Regions from separate parts of the Homo sapiens genome. Here region 2 is linked to region 1. Evidence: read pairs that join two places in POLR2A ChIA-PET (ENCODE). Cell type or tissue: GM12878. All regions are shown on one strand. Links, peaks and the distances in the headings refer to the core of each region. The heading gives the core; the rest is flanking DNA. Region 1 overlaps VWA3A (von Willebrand factor A domain containing 3A). Region 2 overlaps UQCRC2 (ubiquinol-cytochrome c reductase core protein 2).

The links. Peaks named below come from ENCODE experiments on the same cell type or tissue, not always from the same donor. Only the 100,000 strongest peaks of a DNase experiment are listed, where the experiment ranks them.
Region 2: POLR2A ChIA-PET joins it to region 1 with 6 read pairs; 2 of 35 experiments call an interaction of 5 or more read pairs at or near these places.

Annotation. Positions count from the first base shown.
Region 1 is chr16:22,131,663-22,134,581 of GRCh38, forward strand. It overlaps VWA3A (von Willebrand factor A domain containing 3A), which reads left to right. Exons shown (of 34, transcript NM_173615.5): 19 at 1-67; 20 at 1,238-1,433; 21 at 2,706-2,776. Among named protein-coding and RNA genes, the nearest start is that of SDR42E2, 29 kb to the right of the region's middle. In GM12878, for the core only: no CTCF peak of the experiment used is centred there; no DNase peak of the experiment used is centred there.
Region 2 is chr16:21,957,612-21,960,530 of GRCh38, forward strand. It overlaps UQCRC2 (ubiquinol-cytochrome c reductase core protein 2), which reads left to right. Exons shown (of 14, transcript NM_003366.4): 4 at 924-988. It also overlaps a transcript of PDZD9 not described here. Among named protein-coding and RNA genes, the nearest start is that of UQCRC2, 5.7 kb to the left of the region's middle. In GM12878, for the core only: no CTCF peak of the experiment used is centred there; no DNase peak of the experiment used is centred there; H3K4me3 peaks cover 316 bases; H3K27ac peaks cover 1,340 bases.

The DNA of each region.
Region 1 (2,919 bases), core at 150-2,649:
GGACAAAGACAAACACCAATCGCAGGGAATCTACCTCTTCACTGGGGGCATCCCCGACCAGGACATGGTGGGTAGGCCACGTCCTGGGTGTCCATTATCCTTTGCGACCTCATCCGTCTTCCCCCAGGTGGATACCTTGCCAAGGTTTCTGCAGCATGATTTCTAAACCAGTGCTTCTCAAACTTTAATGTATAGACAAGCACCTAAGGATGCTGTTAAAATGCAGGCCCTGGAGACCAGCCTGGGCAATATAGTGAGACCACATTTCTGTAAAAATTTTTAAAATAACCTGCCATGGTGGCACATGCCTGTACTCCCAGCTACTCAGGAGGCTGGGGTGGGAGGATCTCTTGAGCCCAGGTGCTCGAGACCAGCCTGGACAACATAGCAACAAGACCCCATCTCTACAAAAATAAAATTTAAAAAATTAACCAGATGTAGCCAGGCACAGTGGCTCATGCATGTAATCCCAGCACTTTGGGAGGCTGAGGCAGGCAGATCACCTGAGGTCGGGAGTTTGAGGCCACCTTGACCAACATGGAGAAACTCCATCTCTACTAAAAATACAAAATTAGCTGGGCGTGGTGGCACATTCCTGTAATCCCAGCTACTCGGGAGGCTGAGGCAGGAGAATCGCTTGAACCTGGAGGGGGAGGTTGCGGTGAGCTGAGATCACACCATTGCACTCCAGCCTGGGCGACAAAAGCGAAACTCCATCTCAAAAAAAAAAAAAAAATTAACCAGGTGTGGTGACATGTGCCTGTAGTCACAGCTACTTAGGAGGCTGAGGCAGAAGGATTGCTTGAGCCCAGCAGGTCAAAGCTGCAGCAAGCTATGTTTATGACCCTGCACTCCAGCCTAGGCAACAGAGCGAGACCCTGTCTCTTTAAAATACATACATACATACATACATACCTACATAGTGCAGATCCTGGTTCAGTAGGTCTGGGGTGGAGCCTGGGAGTCTGCATTTCTGGCAGGCTTCCAGGGGATGTGGATGCTACTGGTCTAGAACATGCCTGGTATCAGGAGGCTCTCAGGTCCAGCTCCCCAACCACACTCTGTTAAAATATTGAGAGAAACTGCAACCCAGCCTCATCTCTTTCCATCCTTGTGCCAAGGACTGGACCAGGCACAGAGAAGGCCCTGGAGAAACATGGCCAGGCTGGGCTGCCCAGAGCCCCACAGCTTCAAGGCCCTCAGCTGCTGGCCCCTCCTACCTTCTCTTCCCCACCAGCCTACACTCAGTGCCTACATGGCTGAGGCCTGTGGCGGCTGCGACCTCCAGCTGAACGTGTGTCTCTTCTACGTGGGCGAGCCAAAGATGGACACCACACCCCCTGCCCGCTATGCCAGTCACACTGACACAGCCGCCGCCTACAAGGAGGTCACCCGGGCTGCAGGTGGCCGCTTCCACTGGTTTGGAGACACAGGTACATGACTGTTTCCTCATCCCTTCAGCTCATTCCAAACAGTTGTCTCAGCACCAGCATAGCTCCCTTAGACCACAGATGTATTCCAGAAAAGCAGCTTGTGAAAATCACATTTTAAAATGTAAAACTGTTCCTCTGAAGATAGATAGCAGTGATGGTTGAACAACAATGTGAATGCACTTAATGCCACTGAATTGTACAATTTTAAGTGATTGAAATAGTAAGTTTGATGTTATGTATATTTTACTGCAATTTTTTTAACTTAAAAGAAGTAGGCCAGGAACAGTGGCTCATACCCACAATCCCAGCAGTTTGAGAGGCCAACGTGGTCAGATCGCTTGAGATCAGGACTTTGAGAACAGCCTGGCCAACATGGTGAAACTCTATTAAAAATACAAAAAAATTAGCCGGGTGTGATGGCACATACCTGTAGTCCCAGCTACTCGGGAGGCTGAGGTACAAGAAAATCGCTTGAACCCAGGAAGCGGAGGTTGCAGTGAGCAGAGATCACACCACTACACTCCAGCCTGGGTGACAGAGCAAAACTCTGTCTCAAAAAAAAAAAAAAAAAAAGAAGAAGAAGAAGTAAAACTCTAAAAGTATATTATGAGTCAGGTGGTGGCTCACACCTGTAATCTCAGCACTTTGGAAAGTTGAGGCGAGCGGATTGCTTGAATCCAGTTCAAGACCATCCTGGGCAACATAGCAAGATTCTGCCTTTACAAAAAAATTAAAAATTAAAAAATATATAATTTAGAATGTCATAGAATGTCAGAGCTAGAAGGCACCCTGAACATCCCTTAGATTGTTTTTCAAAGGGTGGTGTGTTCACAGCACATGGTTGGCAAGATAGTTGTACATGGTACAAAAAGCAACATTTTTTTTAGAGACGGGGTCTCCCTCTGTCACCCAGGCTGGAGTGCAGTGGTGCCATCATACTTCACTGCAGCCTCAACCTCCTGGATTCAAGCAATCCTCCCACCCCAGCCTCCTGAGCAGCTGGGACTACAGGTGTCCACCACCACGCCCAGTTAATTTTTTAAATTTTTTTTTATAGAGAAGGGGTCTCACTATATTGCCCAGGCTGGTGTTGAACTCCCAACCTCAAGCAATCCTCCCTCCTCAGCCTCCCAAATGCTGGGATTACAGGAGTAAGCCACCATTCCCAGCCCTCAAGTCACCTCCAGGTGGCTTTCTAGTATCCAGATGATGGGGACGCTTGCCAGGATCCACACCCTGTCTCACCTTGCTCACGATGTGCTTTGTTTCCAGGCATTTATGAGAGCGATGACATCAACTCCATCATGTCTGAGATGGAAAAGGCTCTCAACTACTCCCAAAAGGTATGCCCTGGGCATGGGCCAATGACTGCACTGCCTTTTGTATTCATTTCCTGGGGCTACCATAACTGCCACAAACTGGGTGGCTTAAAATAACAACCATTGATTCTCTCACTTCCAGAGGCTGGAAGTCTGAAATCAAGGTG
Region 2 (2,919 bases), core at 326-2,825, 170 kb before region 1:
TTGGTCCTGTGAAAAAGAAAAACTAAGATCAATGTCTTTATATTTTGATTCCTTGACCTGCCATAACAAATTACCACGGACTGGGTAGCTTAAACCAAATAAGTTTATCCTGTTACAGTTCTAGAGGCTAGAAGTCCAAGTCAAGGTGTCTAAGCCAAGCCAAGATATCAGCAGGGCTGTGATCCCTCTAAAGGTTCTAGGAAGGCACAAATCCTCCCCTGCCTGTTCCTAGCTTCCAGCAGTTGCCCACAACCCTTCATGTTCCTTGACCTGCAACTGCATCACTGCAGTCTCTGCCTTTGTTGTCACATGGCCTTCCTTCTGTCTGTGTCCACATTTCCTCCTGATAAGGATACCAGTTACATTAGATTTAGTGCCCACTATAATTCAATATGATGTCATCTTAAGTACTTAAATCTGCAGAGACCTTATTACCAAATAAAGTAACATGCAAATATTCTGGCTGGACATAAATTTGGGGGGGAACACTGTTAAACCCAGTACTGTCCCCTAATGTAAAATGAGAAACCACAAGATATTTGCCACAGAGAAGCACTAAATTAGTATCCATATGAATGTTGATGTTAGAGCATAAGAAATCAGTAAACAAATTTTTAACAGGAAGTGCCGCAAATTGAAAGAAAATTAACTCTTTTTTTCCCATATACAAGTCTCTTTCAGAATAGACTAATGAATCCAGTAAGCTTGTATTTGACAGTGGAAATTTTACATGAATGTACTTAATGTAAAAATGTATACTTAAGCTTTTTGTTGAGCCTTGTTTTATAATTCTTAACTAAAAAGGATGCAGGAATTTAGTAAAATTCTTTTTAAATCTGCTCACAACAGATTTTGATATAGTGTGATGTTTGGCAAACTTGGCATTGAAAAGCTACAAAGATAATCATTCTTTCTTTTTCAAGACGACAAAAGGAGCTTCATCTTTCAAGATAACCCGTGGAATTGAAGCAGTTGGTGGCAAATTAAGGTTTGTTAAATAAGTAATAGAAAATAGTGAAAATGCCAGAAAATATTCAATTTTAAGGGAACTTTTCTCTGTTATCAAGGAGGTTGAGGATTTCTTAAGCAACATAAGAAGGAAAAGACTGATGAATTTGAGTATATCAAACTGTAAAACATCTTTATGTCTTAAAGTAAAAATTTAAGTAACTGTCTGGGAGTAGATATCTGCAATATATAGGCATACCTCAGAGATGTTGCAGGTTCTGTTCCAGACCACCACAATGAAGGGAATATTGCAGCAAAGCAAGTCATAGGAATTTTGTGGTTTCCCAGTGCATATAAAAGTTATGTTTACACTATACTGTGGTCTACTAAGTGTACAATGACATTTTGTCTTGGAAAAAAAGTACATAACCTTAATTTTAAAATATTTTATTGCTTTAAAAATGTTAACAGTTATCTGAATCTTCAGCAAGTCATAATCTTTGCTGGTGGAGGGTCTTGCCTCCACGTTAATGGCTGATGACTGATCAAGGTGGTGGTTGCTGAAGGTGGTGGTGACTGATAATTTCTTAAAATCAGACAACAGTGAAGTTTGCTGCATTGATTGACTCTTCCTTTTGTGAAAGACTTCTCTGTAGCATGAGATGTTGTTTTTAGCCGTTTACCCACAGAACTTCTTTCAAAATTAGTCAGTCATCTCAAACCTTACCACTTTTTTATCAACCAAGATTATGTAATATTCTTTTTTATCATTTCGACAGTGTTCACAGCATCTTCAACCAGGAGCAGATTCTATCTCAAGAAACCACTTTGTTTGCTCATCCATAAGAAGCATCTCCTCATCTGTTCAAGCTTTATCATAAGATTGCAGCCATTCAGTCACATCTTCAGGCCCCACTTCTAGTTCTCTTGCTACTCCCACCATAGTTGCAGTTTCTTCCCCCTCTGAAGTCTTGCCTCTCAGAGTCATCCATAAGGGTTGGAATTGGCTTCTTCCAAACTCACGTTAATGTTGATACTTTGACATCCTCCCATGAGTCACAAATGTTCTTAATGGTGTCTAGAATGGTGAATTCTTTCCAGAAAGTTTTTTAATTTACTTTGCCCAGATCCATCAGCGTCTTCACTATCTGTGGTAGCTGTAGCCTTACAAAATGTATTTCTTAAATAATAAGACTTGAAAATAAAAATTACTCCTTGATCCATGGGGTGCAGAAGGGATGTTCTATTAGCAGGCATGAAAACAGTGTCAATCTCCTTGTACATCTGCATCAGAGCTCTTGGCATTGTTGCAGTAATAATTTGAAAGGAATCTTTTTTCTGAGCAATGGGCTTAAAATATTCAGTCAACCATGCTATAAACAGATGTACTATCATCCAGGCTTTTTTGTTCATTTACAGAGCATAGGCAGAGTAGATTTAGCATAATTCCTAAGGGCTCTAGGATTTTGAGAATGGTAAATGACCTCATCCTAAAGTCACCAGCTGCATTAGTCCCCAACAAGAGTCAGCTTGTCGTTTGAAGCTTTGACGCCAGGCATTGACTTCTCTAGCTACGAATGTCCTGGACGGCATCTTCCAATGTAAGGCTGTTTTGTCAGCATTGAAAATCTGTGGTTTAGTGTAGCCACCTTCATCGATGATCTTATGTAGATCTTCTGGATAACGTGCTGCAGCTTCTATATTAGCATTTGCTGCTTCACTGTGTACTATTATATTAAGAAGATGGCTTCTTTCCTTAAAGCTCATGAACTAACCACGGCTAGCTTCAGACTTTTCTTCTGCATCTCACCTCTCTCAGCCTTCATATAATTGAAGAGAGTTAGGGCATTGCTCTGGATTAAGCTTTGACTTAAGGGAATACAGTTTGATCTAATCCAGACCAGTAAAACTCTGTATTATCAGCAATAAGTCTGTCTTGCTTTCATATCATTTATGTGTTCAGTGGAGTAG